Regions from separate parts of the Homo sapiens genome. Here region 2 is linked to region 1. The links are chromatin contacts, found by Hi-C in ENCODE. All regions are on one chromosome and are shown on one strand. Each heading gives the region's core, a stretch centred on a gene start or an enhancer-like site at or near the end of the contact. The rest is flanking DNA. Distances are from core to core; before and after follow the strand shown.

Region 1 (4,294 bases), core at 1,461-3,960:
CCCCTCCCCCACCTGGAGGCCTCCATCCCCACACCCAGCATCAGGCACCCTGAAGCCTCCCACAACTCCCCTGTCCCACCCCCCATGACCCACCCTGCTCCTCTCCAACTTCCCGGATCCCACTCAGCACAAGGCCACCCCCACTGTGACCACTCTCCCAGCCCTGACCCTTCCCCTCTTCCTACTCCACCATCTTCAGACCTCAGTCTCCCAAACACCCCAGTCCTCAATCTGGGGAGGGAACAGAGGAGGGGAGCCAAGGGAAAGGGCGGGCCACTGTCCAACCCAAAGAACAGGCCATAGTGGAAAAAGCCGCTGAGAGGCCCCAGACAGGGACTGAGATTGGGTTTGCTTCTGGTTAGCCACATGATCCCAGGCAAACCACTTTCCTTCTCTGGGCCTCAGTTTCCCCACCTGAAAATGGAAATAACGCTTGCTCGTGGTACAGAATTGTTATATCAAGTGGGGCGGGGGCGGTGGGGGGTGGGGATGGCGGGACGCAAACAGTGTGAGAGGACTCTGAGAGACATTCCCAAGGTGCAAGACAAATTCGATTTAGGTCGTTGCTGTTGCCATCACCCGCTCCCCACTCAGGGTTATAAGAACTGTACCTCAGGGTATGAACAGCCAGCCTGGTTTCATGGCTTCAGTTTGCTCCCCTCGACATTCCCAGGAGACCTGATCTGCATGCAAGCAGGTCACTTGCCTTATCCACTATGCCTGCCCACCTCCCAGAGGTCCCCAATTCAACCCCAGCCATGATCCTGAGGTACCTCCTTCCAAGACTTCCTTCACCGGCCAGAGGTAAACACGCTTGCTGGAACTGTCCCACCCACACCTCCCCTGCGCCACACCCCTGGCCCCCTCCTCCTCACCCACCTCCCTTCAGAGGCGAGAGCTGCACTTACATTCCTCGGCCCCAATTCTAATATTCAGGAACCTGTCAGGGCCTGCATCTGAGCTGAAGGCCGAGGATAAACCCAGCTGCTAACAATCTCTGAAGAGGTGTCACATTTTAATTAATAAACACGTTTGCATCCCTTGCTGCATTCAAAGGACCTTGGGAAAGCAAAGTGAGATGGAGCAGGGACCCCTTCAGGCACCTGCTGTGCCCTCCAATCATGAAAATAAAGGAAAATCTTGAGTTCTTTCCAGGGAAATTCCAGGCACCTAGCTGGTCCTGAGAAGTAAATGTGCAACCTGATAAGAAGGTAATCGTAGCTAAAATAATAGCAAGGAAGTCAGACCACACGAAACGTGTGGTTGCCTAAAGAAACTAAAGGTAACATCTTAGCATATGTCCTTGAGTTGTTTTTCAGAAACCCAGACCCCCACCAAATGGACTTGCTGGCACGCACACCTCGGATAAGAGGGAACTGAGAACTCAACTCTGCTCATCTTTCCCCATTGCACCCCGACACGCCCCATCCTCTCGTGGCTCTTGAACTCACCGTGTCCTCGCACCCTGTGACCAACCTTGGAAGGCCCTTGCTCAGTTCTCCCCTTCCCAGCCCAGATTAGGGATCGCTTTGACCAGGAAGCCTTTTTGGACACACCAGGCACAGCCAGGAATCCCTTCTCTGTTTAACCTGTGCACCTAGGACCATCTACATGGAATCATCATTGTCATCAATTTGTTAGTCTGCACAAGACTACATGCATCTTAACACAGGGTCCTTCTCTCTCCCCTGCACCCAGTACAGGCTCCACACACAGTAATCCATTAATAAAAACTGTCATAAGGGAACACTTAAATAAAAGAAATTTCAGTACAAAACAGATTTGAAGCACGGAAGCATGAACCTTCAAGCTGAAAGGAGACAACTGCCATCTAATCTCTTCATTTTACAGATGAACATGGGAACAGTTAGCTGTGAAGCCTTGGGCTGTCGTCCGCCTCCAACCCCTGGGGCTCTGACCACACCCAGCCCCAGCTCAGATCATCTTGCTCAAAGGGCCGAAGGAGGACCCATCTCCACACCTTCCACATGTAGATATCCTCAACGTTCTTCACAGAGGGGATGCCCGCACCCCGCCCCACCGAGTTCGCGGCTGCTGTGCCCATCTTCCTAGAGAGGAGTTCTCCGCCACACCCGACACCACACACTTCCAACTTCTGCGGTGCTTCCCTCTCACTTATCTCCACCCCCAATCCTTATCCCCGCTCGTTTAATCACACATTTATTGGTCACCTACTATGTGTCTGTCACTCTGCAGCGAGCATTGGGGTTCCTGCCCCCAGAAACTGATCTATCAGGGAGGCGAACAGGGACGGGGAACTCGGAACAACGGGACAGCCCAGGAGAGACCGCCCGCGGGCGACCCCTCTACTCGCCACCGCGTCCTCCCTCCATTCTCACTAGCCTCCCTCCTAACCTCGCTGCCCTGGCCTGGCGCCCTCCCCACCCTCGGCCGCGCCCCTTTCCCCTCGGCTGTGTCGGGGCAGAGGGAACGCTTGAGACCCGGGGCTCGGGGGGCGCGCGGGGCTCGGGGCACCCCAGGCCCCCGCCCCATCCCTCCGCCCCAGCCCGGGCCGGGCGGAGGCAGCACGGGAGGAGCGGGGCCGGGCGCTGGTCCATCCCTCGCACCGCCCCTCCCCGCCCAAAATGCAGAGGGACTCGGAGGGAGGCGACGGGGAAATAAATACCTTTGACTTTGTGGCTAAGGTTAACGGGAACTGCCACCCCGAGGGCGACTTGGGCACCGGGCTCCCGGCCCTGGCCATTCCCGGGGCAGGCGGGGCGGGCACGGGTGCCTGATTGGCTGGCGGGCCTGGCCATCCCCGGGGCCGCCCAGCCACTCCATTGGCTGCGCCGCTCAGATGACCCGCCCGGCCCTATCGGAGCAGCCCGCGGGGCGGCTCCTTTGTTCTCTGGAGCCAATAGCCGAGGGGGGAGGGCTGACCTCGCCCCCGGCGGGCGCGCAAGGCCCGGGCGCCGTGAGCGCGCTAGCCGCCGGCCGCGGGGAGGAGACCTTGGGAGGTCGGGCCCCAGATGGCCGGCGGCGTCCTGGCACCCCTGCCAGGCCTGGACTCCGCGTGCGACCCCGTTGTAACGCCTGAACTCAGCGCACGTTCGCCGAGCGCCACAGCGCGCCGGACGCTGTTTCTCCCTGCTGGGGACCCATCAGGGCCCGGACAGAAACCCCGGCTGAGGCTGTGGCTGCCCTCAAGCCGCGATAGCCCCACCGTGGGGTGTGATAACTTTTAGGGTTCACTACGAGGGACCTTAGAAATCATTATACCCGACCCCTTCGTTTTCTGTTTCAGGGAGGTGGTCTCGCTCAGACCCCAGTGGCGCGATCATGGCTCAGTGCAACCTCGAACCCGTGGCTCAACCGAACCTCCCAACCTGCTAACTTTTTAAATATTTTGTAGAGATGGGGGTCTCGCCATGTTGCCCAGGCTGGTCTCGAACTCTTGAGCTTAAGTGACCCTGCGGCCTCGGCCTCCCAAAGTGCTGGGATTACAAACCCGCGCCCGGCCTAATCCCTTTGTTTTCTAGCTGAGGAACGGCTCTGAGGTTACGTTACTAGGTCGGGTTACTAGGTAGGGTTCCCGTGAGCGGAATCATCTCCGCCCAGTTGCCACCCCGGTCCAGACTGCCAGACCTTCAGGAAGGAGTATCTTCGCAACTCCCCACCCCATTGTAAGGAAATTCCTCACACTTCTCCCTCAAAGGGGGCGCAGCTGGGTCAACTCCCACTGGCAGGATGCTCTCCGGAGCTGCTAGAAGCTGCCTCTGGGGCATGAGGTAGATACAGACAGAAGCTGGGCCTCTGAGACTCTACAAACGGTTGCTGTTGGGCAGGCGGACCTTATTTTCTTCAGTCAACAGCTGATTAAACATTTGCCACAGGCCCGGCTGCGGTTTAGCCTCAGTAGCACAGCAGGAACTGGGGACTGAGATTCGATTTTGTCACTAACTTCATGTGTACTTTTTATAAAAGATACTTTTCTGTTTCTGGACTTTGACTTATTCGTCTATAAAATAGGGTTAATAATTTTCTAGTTGCCTGCATACCTTACTGAGTTTTTACCGTTAATTTGGTTATATTATCTATAGAAGGATTTGTAAAATACAAAATCATACACACCCTATAAAGAGGCCACACATCACTAGCTATCAACACTTTGGAGTCTCATTCTCCTGTTTATTTTTTTAAAGACGGGGTCTTGCTATGTTTCCCAGGTTAAAGTACAGTGGCTATTCACAGGCACAATCATAACGCACTTCAGCCTCAAACTCCTGGCCTCAAGGGATCCTCCCACCTGAACTACACCTGAGACTACTGG
Region 2 (4,651 bases), core at 843-3,342, 310 kb before region 1:
GAGAGAAAGGACAAGGGAAGAGAAGGGAATGATAGAGACAGACAGAAAGACAGAGAGAGAGACACACACACACACACACAAAGAACCTATGGAAATGTGAGAGAAGGAAGAGAAGACTGAATGGTAGGAGAAGGAGTATTTCAAAGAGATCTGAAAGATTTGTGCATAAGGGAAAAGCCTGGATGCATATTTTGGATCCTGGTGAGTATTTTAACAATTTTCGAGCCAGACTTGGTGGTTCATGCCTGTAATTCCAGCACTTTGGGAGGCTGAGGCGGGTGGATCACAAGGTCAGGAGTTTGAGACCAGCCTGACCAATATGGTGAAACCCCGTCTCTACTAAAAATACAAAAAAAAATTAGCTGGGCGTGGTGGTGTGTGCCTTTAGTCCCAGCTACTTGGGAGGCTGAGGCAGGAGAATCACTTGAACCTGGGAGGTGGAGGTTGCAGTGAGCCGAGATTGCGCCACTGCACTCCGGCCTGGGTGACAGAGAGAGACACTGTCTCAAAACAAACAAACAAACAAACAAACAAAGAAAACAAAACCCCACAATTTTCAGCTGCTGGTGGTGGTAGCTGTGGGAGTTAGAATAAGATCCTTCACCCTTGTTTATTTTGCCCCAACATCATCAGAAGAGCCAAACACACACACACACACACACACACACACACACACACACACACACACACACGTGAAGTCACCTTCTTACCCCAGTGACTGTGTTCATTTTGGTCCATTGGTGTTCCTGAGAAACAGAGAGACAAGAAACTTATTTTTCAGTTCTAAATCATGAAAAATTCTTATATTTCTTTTCTTTTCTTTTTCTTTCTTTCTTTTTTTTTTTTTTTTTTTTGAGACACAGTTTCACTCTGTCACCCAGGCTGGAGTGCAGTGGTGCGATCTCGGCTCACTGCAACCTCCACATCCTGGGTTCAAGTGATTCTCCTGCCTCAGCCTCCCGAGTAGCTGGGATTATGGGTGTGCACCACCATGCCCATCTAATTTTTGTAGTTTTAGTAGAGACAGGGTTTCACCATGTTGGCCAGGCTGGTCTCAAACTCCTGACCTCAAATGATCCACCAGCCTCGGCCTCCCAAAGTTCTGGAATTAAAAGCGTGAGCCATCACACTAGGCCAAGATCCTTATATTTCTAAACAACCATGTTTCATTTGTCTACTCATAAGGGACAAGGTGGGTGGGAAAGGAATGACTTCCTACTTTACAGAGAACTGGAATCACTTGCTGAGGGGCTGAGAAGTGGGTTTCATTTGTAAGCCTCATGCCCAGCTCTCTCTCGCTTTCTTCCTCCCGTCCTCTCACAGATCAGCCCGGCTCCCTTCTGTTTTTGTTTTGCCTGCACACTCTTCGCTTCTGTCAGCTTTCTCTGTAGGTGTGCCTTCCCTTACACCTTAGGCTCAGTCCTCCCTTTCCCTCTCTTTCTTTTCCCACCTTGCCTCCTTCCCTCCTCTACTCTCTCCAAACCTCCTCCCTCATGTTGAGTCTTTGCTGAGAGACTCAGTGAATGAAGATTATGACTCTGGGAAACCGTGCAGTCCTTTAAGCTGGAAATACACTTCACTTGATCCATTAATGGCTTGAATTTTTCTCATTCCCCAACAGCCCCTGGTTATGAAGCCCTTGCAATGTAGGAACTACTATGGAGTGAGAAATATCGGTACGTTTTCATCAGCTAGTTTCTCTTGCTTAAATCTGGCAGGCATAGACCAAGCGTACAAGCACAGAAAACTGAAAGCCACCGATTAATGCCCAAATTCTTCCCAGTTAGCACTTTTTATTGACTTTATACTATGGAAATTCTTTCTTTGCCAGTAATGTGTAAAGTAAATTACATCGGTTTCCTGTAAACTGGCTCCACTTAAGGAAAAGGCAGTCACTCTAAATTGCTTCTCTTAAAATAGGACAAATTTGTTCTAAGAAAAATGAAAATGTTTGTGCATGGCTTGGGACCTAGAAATCAACACTGCAGAACTTTTCGTAAATCTGGGCTTACCTGATTTACTGTTCAAAGAAACAGTTGGCTCCCTGTTCAGTCCTGTTGTCTTATAGCTCAGCTCCAAGAGAAAAAGAAAGTAAAACCGAGACTCCAGTCGGTCTTCTTCCTCTCTTGAATCTTCCTGAGCTTCCTGACTGCTAATGAACGCCACCACGTGCCTGTGTTTGAAATTCTCTTTCATGCCATTATGCAAAATAAACAGTTTAAATGGAAAGTTAATCAGTAGTTATTTGCTGTCATGTGGGCCAACTGTCTCTTCTTCTCAAAAGTGAAAAAAGAGTGTTTTAATGATTTCATCTGGACTGGAAAGAAAGGCATGAATGCCAAGGAAGTTGGTGGATTTCAGTCCTTCCCAGCTGGGATATGTCCCAACAGTTAGAAGTTTGTCTAGATGCAAATGGCCCCCTGAGAAGGGCTTAAACCTCATTGACACCAGCAGCAGGGATTGTTCTAAAGCAGATGCCACTGGGAGAGAAGAGGAGCCTCTGATAGGCACTGCCCAGGGGAAGAAGGGCACAGAAAGGGGAACCTGAGAGGGGACATTTTTGTCTGAGTCTGATTGTAAGGATCATTAACCATCAAAACATTTTTACATAACTCATTCATGGCTTCTAGGATTCTGGGCCTTTCTTCCCTGTCCAGCTCTGTAATTTCAGAGAACCTCCCTGTGGGGAGAAATTGTCTAGGAAATGTCTATAGTAATACTCTGGAGTGTTGGCTGGGTCAAATGGTATTTCTAGTTCAAGATGCCTGAGGAATCGCCACACTGACTTCCACAATGGTTGAACTAGTTTACGGTCCCACCAACAGTGTAAAAGTGTTCTTATTTCTCCACATCCTAGCATTTAAAACATTTCCTTTTGATTGTCTTGGAGTTTCCAGGTTTATCATAGACTCAGTTGCAAATAGTGATAATTTTCCCTCCTTGTTTCCAAAAATATCTTATGTTGCTTTCTCTTGTATAATTACAATTGCTTGCTACCTTTTCAAAAGTGAGTTAATGTGCTTTTATTATTTATTTACCTGTAGGGCACCTAATATCTTATCATTAATATTGATGTTGGTTATTGGAAATTAATTAGTTTATTTTAAAATCAGTGTGGCTATACTTTGCTTAGTCCTATTTCATTAAAGTCTTTTATCTGTGGTATAAATTTAGAAAATTTTATTTTGACGTTGACTGATATAATTCCATGTCTTTTTCCTTTTGACCTACTAATATTGCAAATTACATCACTGCGTTTCCTAACATAAGTGATATGTACATGTACATGTGCAAAGGTTTGGGTTCCTAGGAATACAGACTGTTGAGATGAAGATAAAATGGATGAAGGAAGTTTATTAGGGAATCTTCTCAGGAAATGTGCTAGAGGGAGAAGGGAAGAACCCAGGATTAGGCAGGGAGAAGTGAGACTGAGATGTAGTCACAACAAATATAGACTCTACAGGGAGTTCTAAAGTTTGGTTGGACTTTCAGAATGAAGGAGAGTGAGCAGAACTTTATAATCCCCATCGGATGCAAACTTCCTCTGGAAAAGACACTTGACTTACATAGGGCATCTCTCTTCAGCATAAGCTAATTTCTGGACAGGTCTGACGGCTCAACAGCTGAGAGCTAACAACTGGTCTCACTCCCAGCAACTGGAGATAGGTCCTTCTGTTTTTGCACTGTTCCTCTAGGTTTGGAGATGCAAATATTGCTTCTCCTGCTTCATCTTTTAGATCATCTGTAGAGACTTCCAAGCACAGTTTTAAATATCTCCCTCATGAAATTTCTTGTTCAAGCCTTCTCACTCCTGTCCCTTCTGAACATGAGCATACATGGAACATTTCCCCTATGTCCCATGGTTCTAGTAAGTGATGTGACTACAGCCTTAAAGGAGGAGTAAGATAGATGTTGGGAGGAGGTGAGGAAGGAGAGGGCAGGGGCTGAGTAGAGGTGCATGTTTTAGAGTACTATGACATTTTAAAATTCATTTTATTCCCATGGTTCAAGGCAATTTTGGAAAATGGGTCAAGCCGAAAGAATAGACCACAGATTTCCTGCAGTCATATTGAGATGTATTTGACAATTGTTCTGTGGTTTCTTGTAAAGTGTTTATTTATAAAGCAGTACTGTTCAATAGAGAATTCTGTGATGGACATGTTTACTGTCTGCCCTGTCCAATATGGCAGCCACTAGCACATGTGGCTGTTGAGCACTAGCAAGGTGGCCAATGTGATGGAGAAACTGAATTTTACATTTTAATTTTAAATCATATAATTAAACGGCCACATGTGGCTAGTGGTTACCGTTTTGAACAGTGCAATTATAGAGTATATCATTCTCAATAAGATGATACAAAACATTGTGTATGTAAAAGGAGGGGGTGCACAGGTAAAGATATGATGAGAAATTGCAAAACAAAAGGAACAAGTGGATTTAACATCCCAAAATTCCAAAACATGGGGAGGGGAGGCTTGTTACTGTGAATTTAAAAATTGCGGTGACTTTCCCCATTGCTTGTTTTTGTCAGGTTTGTCAAAGATCAGATAGTTGTATATACGTGGAATTATTTCTGAGGGCTCTGTTCTGTTCCATTGGTCTATATCTCTGTTTTGGTACCAGTACCATGCTGTTTTGGTTACTGCAGCCT

The links. Hi-C counts contacts between places; a loop is a spot of excess contacts on that map. Pooled maps may share reads with other maps.
Region 2: a loop to region 1 is called in a pooled map, with 3 times the contacts of the local background. The contact joins the promoter of GIMAP2 here to the promoter of ZNF775 in region 1. A Hi-C loop is called at or near these places in 1 of 37 single-sample maps with no recorded cell type and 4 of 50 pooled maps.

The regions. Positions count from the first base shown.
Region 1 is chr7:150,377,746-150,382,039 of GRCh38, reverse strand. ZNF775 (zinc finger protein 775) reads right to left here and starts at 2,710. Exons shown (of 3, transcript NM_173680.4): 1 at 2,648-2,710. ZNF775-AS1 (ZNF775 antisense RNA 1) reads left to right here. Exons shown (of 2, transcript NR_183445.1): 2 at 1,852-2,195. RefSeq lists enhancers at 1-198, 1,492-1,551, 3,562-3,721 and a silencer at 2,342-3,151.
Region 2 is chr7:150,683,147-150,687,797 of GRCh38, reverse strand. GIMAP2 (GTPase, IMAP family member 2) reads right to left here and starts at 2,092. Exons shown (of 3, transcript NM_015660.3): 1 at 2,013-2,092; 2 at 711-746. The coding sequence starts at 738. It overlaps LOC124901774 (a long non-coding RNA gene), which reads left to right and starts at 85. Exons shown (of 4, transcript XR_007060589.1): 1 at 85-201; 2 at 1,622-1,676. RefSeq lists an enhancer at 2,018-2,217.